Linked DNA regions of Homo sapiens: region 2 is linked to region 1. Evidence: read pairs that join two places in POLR2A ChIA-PET (ENCODE). Cell type or tissue: MCF 10A. All regions are shown on one strand. Each heading gives the region's core, and the rest is flanking DNA. Links, peaks and the distances in the headings are about the cores only. Region 1 overlaps ARHGEF37 (Rho guanine nucleotide exchange factor 37). Region 2 overlaps AFAP1L1 (actin filament associated protein 1 like 1).

Region 1 (12,327 bases), core at 2,857-6,856:
CATCACAGTTAGAATAAACTCCAAACTCCTTGCCATGACCTATAAAGCTGTGCATGATCTGGTCCTTGCGTGCCTCTTCTATTTTATCCCCAACAGTCTCCCCTCACTAATTTCCCTGGAGCCACATCAACCTTCCGTCTGTCCTTTAAACATTCTGGACTCATCCTTGCCTCAGGGCCTTTGCACAACTATGCTCTCTACTCTCCCTTCAGATATTCTCAAGGCTAGCTCCTTCCTGACACTCAGATCTCAGCTCACATGTTCCCTCCTCCAGAGGCCTTCCCTCACACCCAGAAGTTACCATGACTATTTATTTCCTTTAAATTACAAATTATTACCTACAATTCTGTTGTTTGTCTATCTTCTGTCTCTGTCACTAACTTGTCAACCCCATGAGAATAGAAGCTCAGACTCTCTCGTTGATGCTGTGCCTGCACACTGCAGGTGCTCATTAAATAACCGTTGGATGAATGAATGTGAAAGAGACACAGACTAAAGATTTAGCTGCATCACTAACAATTCCGTGACTGTAAGCATGTTCCTCTCTGTCTCTGGGGCTCGGTCTCTGTAAAGCAATGGGACTGGACTAGTTGTTATTTGAGGGCCCTGCTGGCTCTGATATGTTGTGTTTTGGAGATCCCCAAAACAGACTGCCGTTGAGCTGCATTTCTCTGGAACTCTGGAGACAGTTAAGCAGTGACCACTCGCTGAGAACAGTTCCATGAGAATCTAAGGCTGACAACTCCTTAGGTTTTTTGCTTACCAACTAGCTGCACTTGTTCCTCTTCCTTGGAGGCTGTCTCCTGCAGATCATGGAGGAATCTGCTGTTCACTTTGATGATATCATCAATGTTTGAGAACAGGACATCCAGATCTCCCTGCGGCAACTGGAAGGAACAAAGAAGCCATGAGAGGTGGTTGGGAGTTCCATAGAATGTATTTGCAGGCTTTTGAGAGTAGGACAGAACACTCACACCATTCCCATCACTCCTGAGAAGATTGGCTGCCCCAGTGGAATTTTGCAAGGATTTTGAAACGTTATAAATTAGGTATTTTCAGGCCAGGCGCAGTGGCTCACGCCTGTAATCCCAGCACGTTGGGGAGATGAGGCGGGTGGATCATGAGGTCAGGAGTTCAAGACCAGCCTGGCCAAGATGGTGAAACCCATCTCTACTAAAAATACAAAAATTAGCTCGGCATGGTGGTGGGTGCTTGTAATCCCAGCTACTCGGGAGGCTGAGGTAGACAATTGCTTGAACCTGGGAGGTGGAGGTTGCAGTGAGCCGAGATCGTGCCACTGCACTCCAGCCTGGGCGACAGAGCGAGACTCCATCTCAAAAAAAAAAAAAATTAGGTATTTTCATTACTCTACAAGAAGAGAGGAACAGACGGAGTACTCAGTGGGGAAGAAAAGCTGAACCGGGGTTTTAGCCTAGGTCTGCTGCCAGCTAGCTTCTCTCAGTTTCCCCATCTGTCATTGAAGGGTGAGAAGTTAGACTTCTTTCCACCTCTGACATACTTGGCACCTACCACCATGACCTCAAGATGCATTCTCTGGCCCCTATTAACCAGGCTATACCACTGTTTAAAAAGATGCAGGACATCTATATAAATGCACAAGCATGGAAGGATGTGCTGGACACACATTCAAGTGGGAAAGCTAACTGAAGAACAATATCTAGAGTCTGCTCTTGTTTCTGTTAAAATAAATAACAACATATACAGTCACGCACTGCATAATAACATTTTAATCAATGATAAACTGCATATACCAGGGTGATCTCATAGGATTATAATATCATATTTTTACTGTACCTTTTCTGTGTTTAGATACATAAATACTATTGTGCTGCATTTGCCTGTAGTATTCAGGACAGTGACATGCTGAACACACTTATAGCCTAGGAGCAATAGGCCATACCATCCAGTCTAGGTGTGTAGTAGGCTATATCATCTAGGTTTGTATTAGTGCACTCTATGATGTTCACACATGATGAAATTGCCTCACTATGCATTCCTCAAAACATATCCCTGGTGTTAAGTGACATAAGACTGTATTTGCTTGTTTAATGCCTATAGAGAAAAATCCCAATTTCTGGAGGGTAAAATAAAAGAAGTACTTCACTTTCTACATTATCTACATTGGTATTTCATTCAATGAAGAAAGACTAATTTTAAGTCTGTTATTTATGTGTCAAGACTGGGATATAATCAACTTAACAAAATATTTGCCCTTATGGAGTTCAAATGCTAGGGGATGCTTGAAACGTAGCAAGCAAGAGCCTGCATTATTTCTGAAACCCAAAAAAGAAAATGTAAAAAATAAGCACTGTAATAGTAACTCTCACAGTGCTAATTTCTCCATGTCACCACCCTGCAAATGAGACAGTTAGAATGTAGGTCATGGCTCGGTGTGGTGGCATGTGCTTGTAATCCTAGCTAATCAGGAGGCTGACTTCGGAGGGTGAGATGGGAGGATCACTTGAGCCTGGGAGTTTGAGACCAGTCTGGGCAATGTAGTGAGACCCTGTCTCCTGTAAATAAATAAATAAATAAATAAGTTTGCCTTGGGCTTTCCTGGGTGAGCCGAGCCTTGCCCTGGCCTTTTGGGTTCCCCTGCCTGAGGGCCTGCAGGGGCTGTGGTTGGAGACCTGAGGAGGGGACAGAGCCCAGCCCCTCTCCTGTGGCTGAGCAGGCCTCTGTGTCCATGACACCTGTCTTCGGGGGCCTGGGGGCTGTGGGCGTATGTCCTCCCTGCTGGCTCCCCCAGCCCCTGCTGCTTGATGCTCTTGGAACTCTTCCCTAAGGAGTCAGTCCCCTAGAGGCCTATCAGGGAATCCTTTTGTATCTGCACTTTGGGTTTTAGTTTCAAAGCTCCATCAGGTACAGCTCACGTTTCAGGATGTGTGGAAAGCTTGAGTGAGGGCTCCCCTGGTTTGTCCTAGTTCCACCTTCCTTAGAGGGAGAAGGCTGTTGCAGACCCCCATCCATGCCACACCAGCTCAGCACTGCACATCTCAAGGTGATTCCCAAGACAGCTGGTGCCTCCTGGCCTTCCTGCACCAGGCCAAGGGGCACCTCAGAGGATGCTGGATCCTTTGCCTCTTCTTGATTGAGGGATCTCTCTATATATGAATGTGTGTATATAAATATAAATATACATATATATATACACACACACACACATATATATATCTATATATCTATATCTATATATCTATATCTATATCTATATCTATATATAGATATATATATATGAGATTTATTTTTTCTGGAATTCTGTTAGAAAAGTAAAGAAAAAGCAAATGCTATTGATTTATCTCAGGGTACCCAAAGAGGTTGTAGTCAATTTTTGGTACTAGGAAAGGCAGCAAATGCATTTCCTGACTTTTAAGCATTTCCTTGTTGGAAGCCATAGAGGGCCAGGCCAAGTCGCTGACAGTGACTTTGTGATCGAATAAAGAGACCCTTGAAGGGGAAGCAGGAAAAAAAGAAGAAGAGGAGGAAGAAGAAGAAGAGGAAAAAGAAAGAAGAGGAAGAAGAAAGAAGAGGAAGGAGAAGAAGGAGAAGGAGAAGAAGGAGAAGAGGAAGAGGAAGGAGAGGAAGAGGAAGAAGAGGAAGAGGAAGAAGAGGAAGAGGAAGAAGAAGAGGAAGAGGAAGAGGAAGAAAGAAGAAGAAGAAGAAGAAGAAGAAGAAGAAGAAGAAGAAGAAGAAGAAGAAGAAGAAGAAGAGTCAGTTTAAGCAATCTGTTCCAAACTTGAAAAGGGCTTGTTCATTAGCTCACATAGGTCTCCCAGTGATTATTCCGCTCACCAGTTAGCCAAGGAATACACTAAGACTCTAAGCCATGGAAGACCTTGATGGAGGTTGCACGGCCAAGGAAAAGAAGTACTGGGGCTTACATCCAGGTCTGTCAGACTTCACATCTACCACGCTTCCTTTCTGTCAAGCTTGCCCCAGGAATGGATGAGAAATCTCAGAAGCTGGGACCCACATTTGCCCCTATAAAGACAGGTTGTGTGTGACCCCACCCAAGTACCTGCTGGAGGCGGCTCCTGATGTCAGAGGCACAGAGCTGGAGCATGTGCAAGTAGGAGACCTCAGTGTCGATGAGCTCCCGGACAGCCAGCCTCTGATGAAGCAGCGATCTGTCCTCAGAGGCCCTACCTTCCCTGTCCGGACTCCCTGACCTGGAGGATGGCTCGTCGGCTCCATGCTTGGCCATGTCAGCAGGTTCTGGGAAAAGCAAAAGCATCCCCACTCACTTCCAGGAAGAACTATTGGGACATGCTGTCTCTAATTCAATGACAATTACTCATCAAGAGGCCTAAAAACATCTTAAGCTGCAAACAGAGTCAAGATGAACTGTTTATTAGCATTTGTAGGCAGTACCTGAACAATATTGAAAGGCAGGTAACAGCTCTGATAACTCTTGACATTTTAGGTGGTGGCTCATGCCTGTAATCCCAGCACTTTGGGAGGCCAAGGTGGGCAGATCACCTGATGTCAGGAGTTCGAGACCAGCCTGGCCAACATGATGAAACCCCGTCTCTACTAAAAATACAAAAATTAGCCAGGCATGGTGGCGGGCTCCTGTAGTCCCAGCTACTCAGATACGCTGAGGCAGAAGAATCACTTGAACCCGGGAGGCAGAGGTTGCAGTGAGCCAAGATCACACCACTGCACTCCAGCCTGGGCAACAGAGCAAGATTCTTACAAAAAAAATTTTTTTTTAATAGATAATTCTTGACATTTTGAATTCATTTCCCAGGACCCAGACAACATGCTTGCCTGGCTTTTCTTCTATTTCCAATCCAGCTCTTGACCTAGATTTCTTTATCTGGTACAGCTGAATCTCTTTCACCCTCTCCCAGTGGTCCCCCTACACCCCATCCCACCAGCTACCCCATTTAGGCCTTACTACCCATCGCCTGGGCTATTTCCACAGCCCTCAGAGTCATCCTTCCTAATCCACACTGCTCTCCTGCCACCACCACACCCATTCTTTCTGGACACATTTCCAGTTTAAACTCCCTGAAACAAAGCTTGTGAACATGGTGTGCCCTGCTGTAAGACTTTAGTAGCTTCCTGCTGCTCAGTGATCTGATTCCAACCTCATTTCCCCTTCACAGACTGCACTCCAGGCTCTAACTTCATTTCCTCTTCACAGGTTGTACTGCAGTGGAAAGAGAGTTGAGCGCTCTTCTCCATACTTGCATTGGCATTTCCTGCTTTTGCACTTGCCATGCCCCCTCCTGTGTTCCTATCCCCCAGCATTCACTTCTCTAAGGCTACTCTTGATCCTCCCCTCATTTCTCACTCCCACCAGCTGCACTTTTCTTCTCTGAAACTCCTGCAATCCTTTATCTCTAACTTATAAAGTATCAAGGGCCCGGGTGCGGTGGCTCACGCCTGTAATCCCAGCACTTTGGGAGGCTGAGGTGGGCAAACCACCTGAGGTCAGGAGTTCGAGACCAGCCTGGCCAACATGGTAAAACCGCATTTCTACTCAAAATACAAAAATTAGCCGGGTGTGGTGGTGCACACCTGTAATCCCAGCTACTCGGGAGGCTGAGGTAAGAGAATCACTTGAACCCAGGAGGTGGAGGTTGCAGTGAGCCGAGATTGTGCCACTGCCCTCCAGCCTGGGTGACAGAGCAAGACTCCATCTCAAAATAATAATAAAGCGTAAAGGGCAATACCATGGACAAGATGATCTGAAAAACTTTCCTACTACAAAACACTTAGGAATGCTAGATCAGTTATAATAAACTTTTTAACTGCATGACAGATCTTGTAAGGGAGGAAAAGAAATCACTAGGGCCCTCAAACAGGGAATTGAAAACTACGGTGGGGAGCAGCTGAGCTGATGCAGCTGTGGCCCAAAGTAGAGGGGTGGGTAAGGAAGACAGTATTTGAAACTCAGTGAACCAGAGACTTGGGCATTAGTGCCCAGGTAGGAATAGGAGACAAGCTCCTTCACAGAACTGGGACCCCCCCAGCCACAAGGACTTCTGTGAAATGGTGGATCAGGAAAAAAAAAAAAAAATGCAGCTATCCACACAGAAGATGACAAAGACAGTTCATCCTGGCTTGGGTTCTGGGTGAGGAAAAAAGGTCTCCTTCATAACATAAATTCGTAACAACACACCTGCCTTCACTGGGTTTAGGTCCAAATCAATGCTACACATGTGGTCCAGGTGGCCCAAAGCTGATAAATTTATACAAAAAGAAATCCTGAATTCTGAGTGGCCACAACAAAATAAAATGTTTCCAGAAGGACACGTCTTTAACCTAGGCCACAGATAACCATGTCCTGAAGATGAGTTTAGAATAAAAAATATAAGAATGCCCCTGTGAGTGAGTACCAGCAGAAACAACAAGAGCAGGAGTAGACCCCAAGAGTGTCAGATAACCAACCAGTCAGATACAGGCCAAAACAGAAACAGGGAAAGAGGAAAGACACTAGGACAAAAAATACAGACCTGTATAATGTTTTACAAGTACCAAATAGGGCTGGGCACAGTGGCTCATGTATGTAATCCCAGAACTTTGGGAGGCTAAGGCAAGAGGCTTGCTTGAGCCCAGGAGTTCAAGACCAGCCTGGGCAACATAGTGAGATTTCGTCTCTACAGAAAAAATTTTTTTGTAATTAGTCAGGCATGATGGTACATGCCTGTGGTCCCAGCTACTCAGGAGGCCAAGGTAGGAGGATTGCTTGAGCCCAGGAGGTAGAAGTTGCAGTAAGCCAAGATTGCACCACTGCACTCTAGCTTGGGTGACAGAGCGAGACCCTGTCTCAACAACAAACAAACAAACGAACAAACAAAAACAACAACAAAAGAAACATGAACACAGTAAGATACACAATTGTTACACAACATCCCTCATGTTGCCTTTTCACCTAATTCGCTCCAGTCCCCATCCTATCCTAATCCTTGGCAACCACAAACCTGTTCTCCATTTCTATAATTGTGTCCTTTCCCGAAATTCATGTAAATGGAATCACACAGTATGTAATCTTTTAGGATTGGCTTTATTCAATCAGCATAATTCCCTGGAGATTCATGTATATTGTGGGTATCAATAGTTATAGTTCCTTCCTTTTTATTGCTGAGTAGCTGAGATACTTTGTTTAAAAAAGTACAAAGGATACATGGCAAAAATGTTAAAATTAAACAAAGCTAGGAGGTAAGTACGTGGGTATTTGTTGTTTTGTGCTTTGTTATTTTCTGGATGGTTAAAATACTTCATAATATTTAAAATGGCACAGATCCCATGTAACCTTGTGCTCAGCGTGCTCATTTTCCTGGCTAGACACTAAGCTCTTGGAGGCAAGATGAGCACCTATTCATCTTGTATCCTCCTCTGTGCCTCACCATGCCCATGATTAATACTATTTGCTACATAAATGGTTCTTATGGATGTATTAGTATTTGTTGAAGTTTCTGTCTTAGGCCGAAGCCATTGTTCCATAGATCGGAGAGTACATAAATGGATGTTTGGGGAGGGCAGGGATGTACAGAGGGCAAAGGCCCAGAAAGATCCTGAAACAAATCTGTCTGATGCATAGCTGTATTCTGGCTCCCAAACACACCCCGTGATCTGCTGATTTGTCCCTGGCCTGAATGGCAACATTCACTACCTGTGCACAGCTTCTCTAGAAAGATCCCCATAGAATTTCAGGAAAGCTATTCAGGTTCCACAACTCAAAACTGTTGCTAAATAAATAAAATCATGAGAAATACTTTACAGAGAACTACTAAAGACTTACAACAGCATTAATTTGCACTTAGGTTAATTGCAATCTAGACCTCCTAGCAGGAAAAACCTCTCTGTAGCAGCATGTGTTATCCCTTAGATTATAGCCTGTGTAATGGAAAAACCTCATTGTTATTTCTTTAAAAACATCATGCCCTTATTTGATCATTACACATTGTATACAGGTATCAAAATATCACATATACTCCCCAACTATTATATATCCATTTAAAATAGCATGAAAAATAAACTAATAATTGTTTAAAGGAAAAATATCTATACTATTCAGCAATAAAAGAAATGAAGTACAATTGACCCTTGAACAGCATGGGTTTGACTGCATGGGTCCACTTATACACAGAATTTCTTCTGCCTCTGCCACCCCTGAGACAGCAAGGGCAACCCCTCCTCCTCCTCAGCCTACTCAACACAAAGACCACAAGGATGAAGACCTTTATGATGATCCACTTCCACTTAGCGAATAGTAAACATTTTTTCTCTTCTCCATGATTTTTTAAATAACGTTTTCTTTTCTCTAGCTTACTTTAAGAATACAGTATATAATACATATAACATACAAAATATGTGTTAATCAACTGTTTATGTTATCAGTAAGGCTTCCAGTGAACAGTGGACCATCAGTAGTTAAGTTTTTGGTGAGTCAGAAGTTATAAGTGGATTTTCCCTGGCACATGTTGGTACCCCAACCCCTATGTTGTTCAAGGATCAACTGTATTCATATGTTCTACAACATGAATGAATCTTAAAAACATTATGCTTAGTGAAAAAAGGCAATCACAAAGGGTCACATATTTTATTATTGCATTTATATGAAATGACCAGAATAAGCTAATCTATAGAAACAGATAGAAACAGAAAGATTGGCAATTGCCTAAGGCTGAGGGGATGGAGAATTGGAGTTTGGAGCTGAAGGATGCAACGTTTTCTGGGGAAATGATGAAAATGTTCTAAACTGTGGTGATGGTTGCACAAGTCTGTGAATATACTAGAAACTATTGATTTGTACACTTTAAATGGGCAAACCATATGATATGAATTATAGCTCAGTAAAGCTGCTACCAAAAAAATATTATAGAATATCAAATGCTGGCAGGAATGTGGAGAAACTGGATCTCTCATACACTGCTGGTGAAAATGTAAAATGCCTGGGTACAGCGGCTTACACCTGTAATCTCAGCACTTTGGAAGGCTGAGGTGGGTGGATCACCTGTGGTCAGGAGTTCAAGACCAGCCTGACCAACATGGCAAAACCCCGTCTCTACTAAAAATATAAAAATTAGCTGGGTGTGGTGGTGGGCACCTGTAATCCCAGCTACTCAGGAGGCTGAGACAGGAGAATTGCTTGAACCCAGGAGACGGAGGTTGTGATGAGCCAAGATCGTGCCACTGCACTCCAGCCTGGATGACAGAGCGAGACTCCATCTCAAACAAAAACAAAAACAAAAACAAACAAACCAAAAAAAACAAGAAAACGTAAAATGGTACAGCCACTCTGGAAAACAGTTTGTCAGTTTCTTCAAAAATAAAACATACACTTTCTGTGTAACTCAGCAATTCCATGTCTGGACATCCCGCAGTAAGAGAACTTATGTACAAAAACCTGTACATAAGTGTTCACAGAAGCTTTATTTGTAATATTCAAAAACTGGAAACAACCAAAATTTCCTTTAATAGATGATGGTTAAACAAACAGTGGTACATCCATGCCACTGAATACTCAGAAATGAAAAGGAACGAACTGCTGATACAGCAACAGCTTGGATGGCTCTCGAGGGCATGATGCTATGTGAAAAAAAGCCAATCTTTAAAGGTCACATACTGTGTGATTCCATTTAATAACAAAGAAAATTGTAGAGATAGAGAACAGATTTGTGGCTGCCTGGTTAGAGATGGGGATGGACAGCAGGTAGGTGTGAGTATAAAAGAATAGTAACAGAGAGAACTTTGTGGTGACAGTGTTATTGTCTACAACAGAATATTCTGTAATTTAATTGAGGTGGTGACTACACAAATCTACACATGATAAAATGGAATAGAACAATCAAACACAAACACGTATATTATACCAATGCCCATTTCCTGGTTTTGATGTTGTGCTATATTTAAATAAGATGTAACCATTGGGGAAACATGGGTGAACAGTACAGAGGGCCTCCCTTTGCTATTGTTGCAACCTCACCTTGATGTATAATTATTTCAAAATAAAAATGTAAAAGCAAAATATTATACAGATGCTCTTCGACTTACAATGAGGTTATGTCCTGATAAACCCATTATAAGTTGAAAAATGTATAAGTAAAAAATGTATGAAATATACCTGACACCTAGTGAACATCATAGCTTAGCCTAGATTACTTCAAACATGCTTAGAACACTTAGATTAGCCTACAGTTGCCCAAAATCATCTAATACAAAAATCTGTTTTATAACAAAGTGTTCAATATCTAGAGTAATTAATTGAATACAGTATTGAAAGTGAAAAATAGAATAGTTGTATGGGTACTCAAAGTACGGTTTCTACTGAATGTGTATCATTTTTGCACCATCTTACAGTCAAAAATTCATAAAGTCGAATCATCATAAGTCGGCGACTGTCTATATAGCTTAAGTTATTCACTATCTTTGCAATACTCTCAGGACAAAGCAGCTTAAAAGCCTGGGAGAAGCCAGGCAAATGGTCTCACACCTATCATCCCAGCTACTCAGGAAGCTGAGGAGGGAGGATCACTTGAGTCCAGGAGTTCAAGGCTGCAGTGAGCTATGAGGGCACTACTGCACTCCAGCCTGGGCAATAGAGAGAGACCTCATCTCTTAAAAAAAGACAAAGGCTGGCCGAGCACGGTGGCTCACGCCTGTAATCCTCAAACTTTGGGAGGCCGAGGTGGGTGGATTGACTGAGCTCAGGAGTCTGACACCAGCCTGGGCAGAAGCAATAGCTTGCTGCAGAAGTATTAACTCTGGAACATTCAACTTTTTTTTTTTTTTTGAGATGGAACACAAAAGTCCTAGCTCCTCAGGAGGCTGAGGCAGGAGGACTGTTTTGAGCCCAGGAGGTTGAGACCACAGAGAGCCATGCAAGGCATGGCCATGATTGTGCCACTGCAGCCTGGGCATCAGAGAGAGACTCTGTCTCAAAAAAGAAAAAAAGACCTAAAAGAGGTCCTCTGTACTATTCACTCATGTTTCCCCAGTGGTTACATCTTATTTAAATATAGCACAACATCAAAACCAGGAAATGGGCATTGGTATAATACATGTTTGTGTTTGATTGTTCTATTGTATTTTATTAAGTGTAGATTGGTGTAGCCACCACCTCAATTAAATTACAGAACACACCTATAATCCCAGAACTTTGGGAGGACGAGGCGGGAGGATCACTTTAGCTCAGGAGTTTGAGACCACAGTGGGCAACGTGGTGAAACCCCATCTCTATAAAAAATACAAAAAAATTAGCCGGGTGTGGTGGTGCACATCTGGAGTCCCAGCTACTCTGGAGTCTGAGGTGGCAGCCATTCTCTGCCTGGGAGGCAGAGGTTGCAGTAAGCCAAGAGCCAAGATCACACCACTGCACTCCAGCCTGGGCAAGAAGAGTGAAATTCTGCCTCAAAAAAAAAAAAAAGAATAAAATAGCCAGGCCAGACGCGGTGGCTCACACCTGTAATCCCAACACTTTGGGAGGCCAAGGTGGGCCAATCACGAGGTCAGGAGTTCGAGACCAGCCTGACCAACATGGTGAACCCTCGTCTCTACTAAAAATACAAAAATTAGCCAGGCATGTTGGTGTGCACCTGTAATCCCAGCTACTCAGGAGGCTGAGGTAGGTGAATTACTTGAACCCGGGAGGCAGAGGTTGCTGTGAGCCAAGATTGTGCCACTGCACTCCAGCCTGGGCAACAGAGTGAGACTCCATCTCAAAAAAAAAAAAAAAAAGTTGAATGATCTGCAGTTAATACTTCTGCAGCAAGCTACTGCTTCTGATTCTAGAACAGAATAAAACTGAGTTAATTCTTTTCTCTCTCTTCTCTTCTGTTCACACTGGCACAGAGGGATTTGGGCATTCCCACATTCATTCAACAAGTATTTGGAGCAACTACTACATGCCAAGCATTTTGCAGGATTCCAGAAATACAAAGATCAGGAAAAAGTGGGTCTACAATTAGGATAAGGTATTTAAAATATCTGGTTATTTGTTCCAGGTTTCACTCCACTAAAAGCAGAGGAACTATTTAAATTAAAACATGATGTAGGTTGGGCACAGTGGATCATGCCTGTAATCCCAACACTTTGTGATGCTAAGGTGGGAGGATTGCTTGAGCTCAGGAGGTGGAGACCAGCCTGGGAAACACAGTGAGACCCCATCTCTATTAAAAAAAAAAAATTTAAATTAGCCAGGCGGCCGGGCATGGTGGCTCACACCTGTAATCCCAGCACTTTGGGAGGCCAAGACGGGAGGATCACCTTAGGTCGGGAGGATCACCTGAGGTCAGGAGTTCAAGACCAGCCTGGCAAACATGGTGAAACCCTGTCTCTACTAAAAATACAAAA
Region 2 (12,327 bases), core at 4,192-8,191, 300 kb after region 1:
CCCAGGCTGTCACCGAAGAGGCCAGGTGCCCAGGGTAGCTTCTCCTAAGCCAATGGTGACATGGTTGGGAGGGTGACAGGCTTGCAGTTCCAGCTCCCACAGGACACAGAGGAACTTAAATTTGGCTTCTCAGGGACAGGAAGTCCCCAGCCCCACCAAGAGGACCAGAACTTACTGTGGGAGCTGATGTACTCAGGCGACTTGCCGGGTCCCAGAGGAAGGGCCTCTTCATAGTAGTCCTCAGGGGGAGGCTTGTTGGGGAGCGGTGGAGGCAGGTCGGCCGCCTGCAAGGGGACAAAAAAGAGGGCTAGGGGAGCGGAGCAGGGTAGGGAGAGAGAGGCTGAGGGAGAGGGAGGCAGGAGCTCGCAGAAGGCAGGAGGCAGTGTGAATGTGAAGCCATACCTTTTATAGAGCCACAGAGCTGGTAAAACTCGAGGGCATATTTATCCAGTGATTCTTACCCCAATTTTTTTTAATCATCAGGGTTCCCCTGGAATGTCTGCAAGTTTTGTGGACTGCCAAACAGTAGTAGTCATACTTTTTACTGAGCACATGCAGAATTACCAGAAGCTACTGTGAGTTCTGCACTACTCTGTAACCACGTCTACACACACACGAGGTGCAGTAGGACAAGGAAGCGTGAGGCCTGTTCTTTAGTGAGGCAGGACCACCCGCAGCTGAGTGCTGAGCCACTGGGCCAGGGGAACCGTGGCTTTACAGCTAAGTTCTGCCACGTGTGAGTTGTGGGACATGGGTCATATCACTCATTCTCTCTGAGCCTCAGTTTCCTCATCTGTAAAATGGGGATAACAATTGTGCCAGCCTCATTCAGTTGCTGTCAGCATGTAAAGGACATAGTAAGTTGCTAGTGACTGGTACTGTTGCTGGTGATGATGACAATGAATTATGCAGTTGACAGACAAAGCTTGTTGTGATTATGAGCCCCTTGCTCTAATTCCATGGCCCCAAGGTTGCGCATCCTATATCTGGTCCAGTCTTTCATTCTGTAGGTGACAAACTCAGGCTCAGAGAAGAGAAGCGACTCGCCTAAGGCTACACAGCAGAGTCATGGGGGTGGGCAGAGGTCACCCAACTCCTGGTCCAGAGCTTTTTCCATAGCCTGGCTTATGTTATGCAATCGGAAGTTGGGCTGGTGACGTCCTTCGGGCCTGAGGGCACAGGTAAGTTCACCACATTCTCCCTGCTCAGCACAAACACTGTGACTTCCCAGTCAGGAAGGTGGCAAAATAAAGAATAAAAATAAAAATAAATAAGAAAAAAAACACACAGCGAGCACATCACGGGCCATTGAAATGTTCACATGGTGCTGCCTGTGCCCTCACCCACAACCCGAGAGAGACAACAGGGTCCAGAACCGCCAGGAGAGCACCCAGTGGGAAGGGGAGAGCTTCCCTTGCCTCCTCCAGAGGGACAGAGGCCCTGAGGTGTGGGAACCCAGGCCATGACTCACGTTTCTCAGGCGTGGGCTCTTGGCTAGCTCAGGGCTGGCTCCTTTGCTGGGCTCCCCATCATCCTCTGGCATGTCCCGAAGGTCACTCAGGTCACAGTCTACAGAGGGACAGGCCATTGGGCAAAGAAAGCCAAGGATGAGCAGCACAGACCAGGGGAAGAGGGCTGGATTTGGGGTCAGGAGGCCTGAGTGTGAGGTCGGGCTCCACCACCCCTCCGTTAGTAACCCTAAACAAATGACTTTTGACTCTGAAACTCATCTGTACGTGGTGGCAATGATGCCTGCCTTGTCTGTTTTCCAGGATTGTAGAGAGGATCAAATAAAATCATACTTGTTTTGGTACTTTGGAAATCTTTGAGGGTTATGCTATAAAGGCACAGTGTGCTCCCTAAGTCTATGAGTCCCCAAAACTCTCTCACCAAGGCCTGTAGCTTTCTTTCTGTGTTGAACAGAGCTGTCTTCCCTCAGGATAGGGCTAGGACGGCAGGTACTCTGCATGCAGCCAGCTCAGCTGCTCCCATGCCCGTGGCAGCCATGCAAGCTATCATTTCTGCTGAGCCACTGCATCGCTCAGCCCAGTGTCTCAAGTGGCAATCACCTGGGAGTGGCCGGTGAGGAAACACCCTAATGTGCCATGCCTTCTTTGGACTGCATGGTCATCCCTACCATTCCTCAAGTCTCTGAGCTGAATTCCTATTCCTATGCAGACTTTGATTAGACTTTCAGAGCTGGCAGAACCCAGAGGGGCCAAGGACTGGCCCAAAGCGACTTAATGATGCGATGTTAGAGCCAAGCCCAGCCCAGTCGGGGGACCCTTCTGCATACACAGGGAAAGAGGGATGGCTCCGTAGCTGAGGTTGGGAGAGGGTCACTTACCAAATTCTTCAAAGAGGGATTCCACGAAGCTGGGCCCCGAGTGGAGGTCTGCTGTGTTCACATACAGGTAGGAGACCTCCTTTGCTGTGAGGAAGAAGGGGGACATGCCAGCTGTGAAGGAGGAGGGACCAGGTCTCCCCCGTCCCACTCATACTTCTAGCCCACATGGGACACAGTGCTCACTTTGCAAAGCGCATTCAAGTCCTAAATTATTTCACTGGTTTTCAAACTTTGTTTTAGTTTTTACACTGTTATTGAGGATCTCTTTCTCCAAGTAAAAGGATGTCCAGAAGCCCAGTATGGAAACAGATTACTGGGGCTGTCAGGCGTATGCTAGGGTGTGTGCATGTCATGTGTCAGGTGTGGTGGGTGTGTGAGGGGCTGTGTGTGTTGTAGGTCAGTGTGGGGGGTATGTGGGTGTGTGTGTTCTATGTGAGTGTGTGTGTTCTGTGTGTGTGTGGAGGGCAGGGGTGAAGGAGTACAAAGAGCACAGCCAGGGCTGTCGGTGGGGAGGTGGGGCCCCAGTGGACAAGGACATTGGGCAAGAGCTCGCATGGAATGCATTGGACGCTGTGTCCAGGGCTTAGCCTTCCTCCTGCGGCAGCCCCTGGGGGTGGGGGTGGGGCGGAGGGTTCCTGCATGTTCTTGAGTCAGTGAAGGGAGGTTTTGTTGTCCTACATAAGTGGAGCTCCTCCAGGCAGGCTGCTGGCGGCTAACCTGGAAGGGGCTGCAGGCTCTGCAGGATGGAGGCCACGGCCATCTTCTTTTCCAGGGTGGTATCGCTGAGGTACTCGTGGTCCAGGAGGCTGAGCAGCCCGGTGAGCTCTGGGAGCAGCTGCTCCAGCACTGCGGAGGAAGGCAGACGGGCACAGTCACAGCTGCACAGTCACAGCTCTGTGCCCGGGAGTTCGGCCCCCCACCACCTAGAGTTGGGCGGAAGGGGTCAGAGGGCAGGTCCGGGTGTGCAAGCGGACCTGGGGGCTCTCAGCTGTCCCAGACCTGCCACGCAGCTCCCGTGAGAGGGTCCTGCTCAGTTAGTCCTGTGGTGTTTCTCCGGGTCTCCCCACTCTACCTCAGATGGCCTTGGCCCAAGGACTGGACCTCCCTGGGCTCATCTGGCAACCCTGAGCTCAGGCAGCCCCGAGCAGAGGTTCTCAGGCCTCCCTCTGTCCCAGATTGCCCTCTGCTTTGCTTGACCAGGGTCCTTTCTCACTGCAGCTCGAAGCTCAGCACAGGTCTCAGGCTGGAGCCCCTGGCCATCCAGGACACAGGCAGGAAAGAGAGCCTTCCTGTCCCATCAGTTCATGTGCTTCAATCTCTGGAACCTTCTGTTTCCGGTGCCTTGGCCACAGCCAAACTAAACATTAACCCTCCTCACTCCATGTTATCAGTGCCATTCTTTCTTTCCACGTGACACCAATGCTTCTCAAACTTGAGTGTGTGTAAGAATTACCTGGGGATCTTGTCAAAATGCAAATTCTGATTCAGGAGGTGTGCGGTGGGATCCGAGATTCTGCATTTCTGATCCGCACCAAGCTGCAGCTGATGCTGGTGGTCCTGGACCATCTGAGTTGCAAGATCCTAGAGCACAGAGTCCTTTAAGGACTTCAGTGTGCCAAGACCATGATGTCACTGATGTCTCCCTGTCCTGAAAAGTAACTTGGGACTTGGTTTGCCTTAGAGCCAAAGACCAGCTTCATCACAGTAGTATTGCCCTGCTTTGCAACCCACTAAGCATTTAGGCATGATAACAGAAGCTAACCTGTACTGAACAATCATTATCAGTTATATTCAGCCCTTTTACATTTTATTGTCTCATTTAAATCGTATATCAAGTATTTTATTATCTTCATTACATGGAGGATGAAACTAAAGCTCCAGGAGGTTAAATACCTTCTCCAGGATCACACAGCTAGCAGAGCCTAGAGTGAAGCTGCTTTCTTCATTCTCTTCTTTTAACCACAGAGATATATTGACTCACAGTATTTTCTTTGTTCCTCCCAGCAAGTTTTGAAGTAGGTCCCATGATCACCCCTACCTTTTAGATGAAGACACTAAGGCTCAGAGAAGATAAATAACTTGCTTGAAGTTACACAGAGGCAAGAAGAAAAGCCAGGACTTCAGCTCCAGCCATGACTCCTAACTCCATGTGCTGTTCCCCACCCTGGGCCCTCCTGAGGAAACAGGAGACACTGACCCGGAGCTGCAGGGCCTGGAGGTGTAGGAGGAGATACAGCACCTTGCAGAAGAGAACAGGCCCTGGAGCCAGATCACCTGGGTTCAAATTCAGGCCCTATCATTCACTAGCCAATCACTTACCCTATGGGTTCCTCAGTTTCCTCCTGTAAAGGCGGAGGATAATAACAGCACCTGCCTCATAGGGTGGCTGTGAGAATTAATGACACCAGACATGCAAAGGGCCTTGCCCAGCACAGAGTGAATGCTCACCACAAGTCAGCTATTCTTGCTGTCACTGAAGAATTTACTACACTGATCTGTGCTGATCCCTGAGTGTCTGCCTCCCTTGGCAGGCTGTGAGGCTCTAGCAGGCGTGGACTGGACTGTGACTCTCTGCTTACTTATCATCTGGTCTGGGGCCTGCTCAGTGTGGGTGCTCTTCATGTGTCTGACAAGACAGGAATGAACAGATGACCACACTAGGACCTTCTTTTAAATATAAATCTTATGTATAGATAGTGACCCTTGTTAGGAAAACATGATGCTGCAGTCTCTCTGTGGCAAAATCCATCATCACCCCAAACTCGTTGACAATGAGCTGAAGGTTGATGTGGACAGCTCCTATCTCATGTGCACTCTCAGCTGCTAGACACTGAGGGAGGGGCTTTCTGTGCGTGTTTCCATCCAATCCCCAGGGCACATCTGTGAGCAGTCCTATTGGGATGCCTTTTTTTTCAGAAGATGACGCTGAGGCTGTGGCAGCTATGGGATAGTGGCACAGCTTGAGAGGTAGAGCCAGACTGATTCTAAGTCTGTGTGATCCCTAGGGATCAGAGTGGCACAGCTCTGGGGGGTCACTGCTTGCCTCCAGAGCCCAGGCGAAAGGCGCCTGGAGGTCCTGCTGCCTCCAGGGCCTGGGCCCTGCCATATCAAATAAACACAGGTTCTGGATGAATATGTTTCCCTCTTTAAAGCAGGTAATTATTTAAAATCATTTTAGCCAAACTTTAGCTGTTTTCAAGGAAATCTTTTCAAATGGAATAACAAACCTCTCTAGCGCCCTCAACAGACACACTGATATGGCTTGGCTGTGTCCCCACCCAAATCTCACCTTGAATTGTTGCTCCCAGAATCCCCACGTATCATGGGAGAGACCCAGTGGGAGGTAACTGAATCATGGAGGTGGTTACCCCTGTGCTGCTGTTCTCGTGATAGTGAGACCTGATGGTTTTATAAGGGGCTTTTCCCCTTTTTTCTTGGCATCTCTCCTTGTTGCCACCATGTGAAGGATGTGTTTGCTTCCCCTTCTGACATGATTGTAAGTTTCCTGAGGCCTCCCCAGCCATGATGAATTGTGAGTCAATTAAGCCTCTTTCCTTTATAAATTACCCAGTCTCAGGTATTTATTTATTAGTCTTTATTAGCAGCATGAAAACAGACTAATACATACACTAAATGTTGGTTAACTCAATTCCAAAACATTTACTGAGCACTAACTATGTGTCAGCCTGGCCCCTGGGCAGGGCTTAGAAAAAATGAATAAGAGATTGTTCCAACTGTCCCAACGCGCATTCTCTCTCTGTCTCATACACACAAACATGCGTATTCCCTCATAGGTAATTACTCACAAGGGAGGCAACGGCAGATGCAAGAAGGCAGCCACAGGTGGCCTGGGAGCCCTCCTGTGGCCCTGCAGCCACGACTCACATTCAAAAGCACATGATACCTCTCTGCTCTCCCACAGGATGTTATGGCTCAGGGGTGCACTGGGCTGTTTATCCCTATACCGGTTATTCTGAAACTTTTTGGTATCAGGGTCTTTTTATACTTTTAAAAATTATTGGGCCAGGCGTGTTGGCTCACGCCTGTAATCTCAACATTTTGGGAGGCTGAGGTGGGCGAATCACTTGAGCTCAGGAATTTGAGATCAGACTGGGCAACATGGCGAAATCCCATCTACAAAAGTATACAAAAAATTAGCTGGGAGTGGTGGCATGTGCCTGTAGTCCCAGCTACTCAGGAGACTGGGGTGGGAGGATTGCTTGATCCTGGAAGGAGGAGGTTGCAGTGAGTCGTGACTGTGCCACTGCATTTCAGCCTGGGTAACAGAGCAAAACCCGTTCTTAAAAAAAATTGTTGAGGACTCCAAATTGCTTTTGTTTTATGTGGGTTGTATCTATCAATATTTATTGCATTAACATTAAAACTGAAAAATCTTTAAAACACAAGAACACAAAGATACTTATCCCACTAGCCTTCAAAGTTACCCCTTCACCACAGGTTGTGCCTGGAAAACTCCACTGTAAGCTTGTAGAGAATGGGAGTGAAAAGGTATATAATGTCTTAGTACTACACAGAAGTTGTCTGGACCTTACAAACCCCCTGAAAACATCTTGGGGACTGCCCCCAGGCAACTCCCTCATCCCTAGCTACACTTTAAAACTTTAAAAACTGCTGCCCCCGCCAATGAACGACTAAGGATTGCAAAACTTTTTGGGATTTTTAAATCTGTTCCTCCCTCCCTTCCTTCCTTCCCTCCTTCCCCACTTCCCTCCCTTCCTCTTTCTCTCCATTCTCCCTCCCTCTTTTTCTTTTTTCGTTTTATTTTTCCCTCTCTCCCTTCTTTTGTTTCTTTCTTTCCTTCTGTCTTTCTTTCTTTTTGCTGTGAGGTTCCAGCAATTTCTTGTTGCTATCAGTAAATGCCTATGGGTGGCAGCTTTCTGGCTTCTAAATGCTCTACTGCTTCTAATTTAAGGTTTGCTATAGTCGTTTCTAAAGTAAGAACAGTTTGGTTCTGCATGAGCGCTCTGCATTTAAAAACCTGAGCTCTCGCACCCAAGCTTTGTAATACCTTTTTTGTTTCCTTCCTGGTCTTTGATGGGATTCTTAACATGGGACCTTGACATCTAAGTGCTCTTCCTTTAACTGAGATTTGATCACCAAAGTTCAAACAGACCAAAGGAGAAGAAAGGGACTGAATGCATCTGAGAGAAGCAGATGGAGAATGAGGGGCTGCCAGTCCTGGTGGGGTTTCTGCGACCTGAACGGATCTGGCAGGCAGCAGGGGCAGAGGGAGGGGAACCATGGGGCAAAGCACAGCTTGCACTGAACCTGCAAGTCTTTCGCTGGAGCTGAGCAGTTACCCTGTGCTGGGCAGTTAATGCACATTATCTCATCTAATCCTCCAGCGCCCTACAAAGGAGGAAATGGAGGCTCAGAGAAGTGAAGTTACTCAGCCAGTAAGCAGTAAAGTCAGGCTTTGAACCCTGGCCTGTCTGACCCCACATCTGAATGCTCCATCAGAAGACTTCAGCCCAGCTCAGTGCAGCAGAGGCTAGGAGGCCAGGCTGGGGCTGGGGGGAGGTGGGCAGATGTGAATACTGGGCTTCCTCTCACAGCCCTCCAGTGGAGTGCTCTGGGCCATGACTTCATGGGGCTCCTGATCTGGGGATACCTTTACCTGTGGGTGGAAACCCTCACCGTGAGGCTGAAATTCCTGCGTGAAGGCCCTCTCCCCACTGGGCCTGTTTGAACTTCAGAACTTCAGCTGTGAAGATCTCATAGAAAAAAAATAGACCACTGAAAGCAAATACCTGAATTAACAGCAGGGATCTCATCCCAGAGAAAACCCGATATACATCACGGATGTAAGAAACCTTTCAGCCAGTGCTGGGCTCTTCCAGAACAATACAGAGCTCACCCTAAGAAGCTAGCTTTCAATCACAGTGAATACAGAAGTCTGATGACAGCTTCATCTTTAATTTTAGAGAATTCAAACCAAAGAGATTTAAAACATTATAGAATTTAAATTGGAGAGGTCGTATGGGTATAAGGCATATGAAAAGTGATACCAACAGGACAGTAACTTCGATTTTTAGTAAGAAAAGACTCCTCCAGCGGGATTGTTGGAAATGCACATTCCCAGACCTCCTATCCAGAAAGTCTAATTTGCTAGGCCTGTCCTGGATCCAGGAACTTGCATTTTTACAAGTACTCCAAGTGATTCTGATGGGGGCAGTCCAAGGTTCAACCTCTGCAAAATACTCCACCAGAAAAAATATGCTACAGAGGACATAAGGAATGTGGGAAAACCTCTCCTATTCCTTAAAAAAATATCATTAGTTATCCTCTTCTGAAATAACTGAGAATCAAGGTGGGAATAGGAGCCCCTGAAGATTACAAATAGCTGGAGCATGGAGTCTTGCTTAGAATAGTGCAGTGGCTAGGGCTCTGGGGTCGGACCCATGTATATTGGGATTCTTGCACTGCCACTTCTGAGCTGTGCAATGATGGGCACATTAGAAATTTTGAGCCCTGGTTTTATGACAGGCAAAATGAGAATAATAGGATCCCAACCGCATAGGGCTGGAAAACTAGGTAAGGTTATGCTTGTGAAGCACTTTGCATGGCACCGTGCTTCGAACAAACATTCACTAAATGATAGCCATATTGCATGTTGTTTTGTCATTGTTGTTATTTTCTAATACTTTCCACAACTATGGAGACTCCACAGTATTGATCAGATAGCATTAGGAACAGATTTGCTATAGTTCTAATAGGCTCCAGGAGGACAGGGTCTGTGTTTCAATCAGTACACAGTAGATGTCCAATGAACATTTACTCAATGAATACAATATTTTGATGGCCTAGTCTAATCCTCTTATATTAAACATGTAGCAAGTGAGTGTCCAAGAGGTTATTTAACTTAGTTATGGTCACACAACCAGTTGGGGGAAAAAGTATTTTGTGTTAAGTTCACACAATACTAACACAAAGCTTGATGCTTAAGATAAGTCATGGAAGAGTGGCTAAAAGCACAGGCTTGGAGAATTTGGGCTCCCCTCCCAGCTCTGTCATTTTCTAGCTGTGGGCCTCTGGGGGAAATTTCTAAACTTTCCTAAGCTTCTGATTCTTCATCTGCAAACAGTGGGGGTGATCACAGTAGCTGCTTCACAAGGTCACGGTGAAGATGAAATGAACTGATGTGTATGGTGCTCAGGCACTCGATGGCTGCTCTCTTCACTCATCTGTGATCGCCCCATGGAGTTTCAGGGGAAGTGGTAGGCACAAAGGAGGATGGTACAGGGACAAGAGGGCATGGTGGGACTCTGCAAGCCTCATCCTGTGAACTATTCATGGCTCTGGCCCTGACACTGAGCTTGGGATGGCTGTGGCACAAGGAGCTGGCGAAGCCCCTTCCCTCAGAGTGCTCACATTCCAAGGACCCCCTCCAAGCAAGGTGAGGAGACAATATCTTCTAGACAGAGGGGTAGTAACGCAACCCAGGAATCCTGGGTCCTTGCTGTCCCCGGTCAGGAAAAACTTTGTTCCCAATTCCTAAGCTGCCCCCATCTCCTGTCTTTGCTCTTGGCAGACTCGGGCATGAGGACAGAACTGTCTCTATGTCTCCAGTTTATTTAGAACCACGAATAAATTCCATCTATCTTGCTTGGTTTAGTTGAGTCTTAGGGAGGTACAGTGAATTCCAATGATGAGAAAAAGATACAACAGGAAGAAATGGACTAATCATCGTTTATAAGTTTTCAATCTTTTAAGTGAGACAGAGGCTCAGAAACCCAAGATGAAGGATAATTATTCTCTGGGTTGCAAAAAAGTTTTTCAAATAAATTTAGAAACCTATTTAAAATATATCTAAGATTAGGCTGTTAAATGCTTATTGTTCCTGGTGAGTGCCCAACTAAGAGTAAGATCACTTTTCTATCTTCTCCTCACTCCTCCCCACATGACTGAAATCAAAATAAGATGTTAGATAGCAGAAATTAAGCTACCAATAAAAAGTACTACCACTTGCTACCTGGTTCACATCCCTGATGCAGCCTGAGTGAAAAGCAAGAGGTATTTATCACAACCAGAAAGGACACTAGCGCTCAGAAGGTCAGATTTATTTAGAGATCGCAAAGATAATGAGTTCATAACAAAAGACAAGTGAGTAATTAAATATCAGCAAGTCACAAGAATAATAAACCCTGTATTGGCTCCTATCAAACTAGGCCCAGTGCTGGGCACTTGGACTCATGATCTCATTCCTGTGTACCTTTCAGACTCTGGAGCGTACAAAAATGCTTGGAAACAGCTTGCAAATTACAAATTCATTAAATGCAAAGCCATAGGAAAATATACAACTTCTCTTTTCCCCACCTCACTATTTGACCAGCCTCTTTACAGAGATCACAAAGATAACTTATCCTTCTTTGTTTTCAAAGTCAGAGTAAATGCAACTAGCACCATTTAAAAATGGAAAAAGACCACTGTGAGACTGTGGTTTTATGAAGGGCCTACAATTTTTCTTTTGATTTACTCAAATTTCCTTTCTTATGCAAAGGAAAATGACCCAATTTCCATCTCATAAAGGCTCCTGTTCTGGAGAAAGAACCAGTGCCTTACTTTGAACATTTCTGATCATGATTTTAGAGTTAACTTTCTGCATACTGTATTAACATATCAGTGGGGTATGACCCACAGTACCAGTGGGGAGGCAAGTCGCCCTGGAAAGAAAAGCAGTATGCTGATCAGATGTGAGCTCAGTGCTTGGGTAGGGTGAAGGAAAGGAAGAGCAGCCTTTTCTGTGACTTTCAAACCCTGCAGGCTTTTCTCTTCTTTCTTTCTTTTTTTTTTTTTTTTTTTTTTTTTTGAGACGGAGTCACGCTCTGTTGTCCGGCTGGAGTGCAGTGGTGCGATCTCGGCTCACTGCAACCTCCGCCTCCTGGGTTCAAGTAATTCTCCTGCCTCAGCCTCCGAGTAGCTGGGACTACAGGTGTGCGCCACCATGCCCAACTAAGTTTTGTATTTTTAGTAGAGATGGGGTTTCACCATGTTGGCCAGGATGGTGTCGGTCTGTTGACCTTATGATCTGCCCACCTCAGCCTCCCAAAGTGTTGGGATTACAGGCGTGAGGCACCCTGTAGGCTTTTCCAGAGACACCTCCTTCCAGGCTGTCCTCACGCTCTGTTCCTCACCTCTCAACTCAGGGACTTTGAAGAGCTGTTCTTTTTGCCTATCAGAACTCCCTTCCGCTGCCAGCCAGTAACATCCTCTTTAGCTCTCTACTCAATCCTGACTTCCTCAGGGATACCTTCCTTGTTCTCTTCACTGCACCTACTCCCCCCATTTTATGCCATGGTAGCATCAAGTATCTCTCCCTGTGGCACTTCACATGGCAAGATTTTGTATTTACTTATGTATTTTTTGATGATGGTCACTTTCCCCAACTTAAGCCTGAGTTCCTTGAGTGCACGAACATTGCCAGCTTTGGCTAGCGCCAAACATAGGGCAAATGTTTAAGTATACATGGAACAATAAATTCTTGGAGCAAACTTTATTTTCTTTTAAGAGTTGATAAAGTCTAACAGCTAGTTAATGTGATTTTAAAACCATGTCTGGCCTTATAGTGGCTCAGTATAGTAAAGAGATGCTTGAAAAAAAGAAAAAAAAAATCAGGCAACAAAAAGTACCCTCAGCATGTAAAAGGAAGCAAAAGACCAATTTTTCACTTGGCTAGGCTCCCAAATGCTCTATTTTGTTCAACTTATATCCCTCACATGAATACGGCTGCCAATTGATTTAGTGATGCACATTTTGTAGTTGGTGGATTTTAATTCTAACATATACATTCAGAAATAATAACAGATATTGAGCAACCTAAACCACCTGAGTTTAATTCCTGTTCCCCAATTTCCAAACTGTGTACCTCTGGGGCACTCCCGTAACTACCTGTGCCTCATGTACACCATCAGTAACGTGAGCATATCTACCTCACTAGCGGGAACAGGCCCCGACACATG

The links. Peaks named below come from ENCODE experiments on the same cell type or tissue, not always from the same donor. Only the 100,000 strongest peaks of a DNase experiment are listed, where the experiment ranks them.
Region 2: POLR2A ChIA-PET joins it to region 1 with 5 read pairs; 3 of 35 experiments call an interaction of 5 or more read pairs at or near these places.

Annotation. Positions count from the first base shown.
Region 1 is chr5:149,589,668-149,601,994 of GRCh38, reverse strand. ARHGEF37 (Rho guanine nucleotide exchange factor 37) reads right to left here. Exons shown (of 13, transcript NM_001001669.3): 2 at 4,040-4,236; 3 at 764-887. The coding sequence starts at 4,225. Among named protein-coding and RNA genes, the nearest start is that of ARHGEF37, 14 kb to the right of the region's middle. In MCF 10A, for the core only: no CTCF peak of the experiment used is centred there; no DNase peak of the experiment used is centred there.
Region 2 is chr5:149,290,375-149,302,701 of GRCh38, reverse strand. AFAP1L1 (actin filament associated protein 1 like 1) reads right to left here. Exons shown (of 19, transcript NM_152406.4): 2 at 3,065-3,193; 3 at 2,348-2,431; 4 at 1,472-1,569; 5 at 176-284. Among named protein-coding and RNA genes, the nearest start is that of AFAP1L1, 25 kb to the right of the region's middle. In MCF 10A, for the core only: no CTCF peak of the experiment used is centred there; a DNase peak (open chromatin) is centred at 6,131.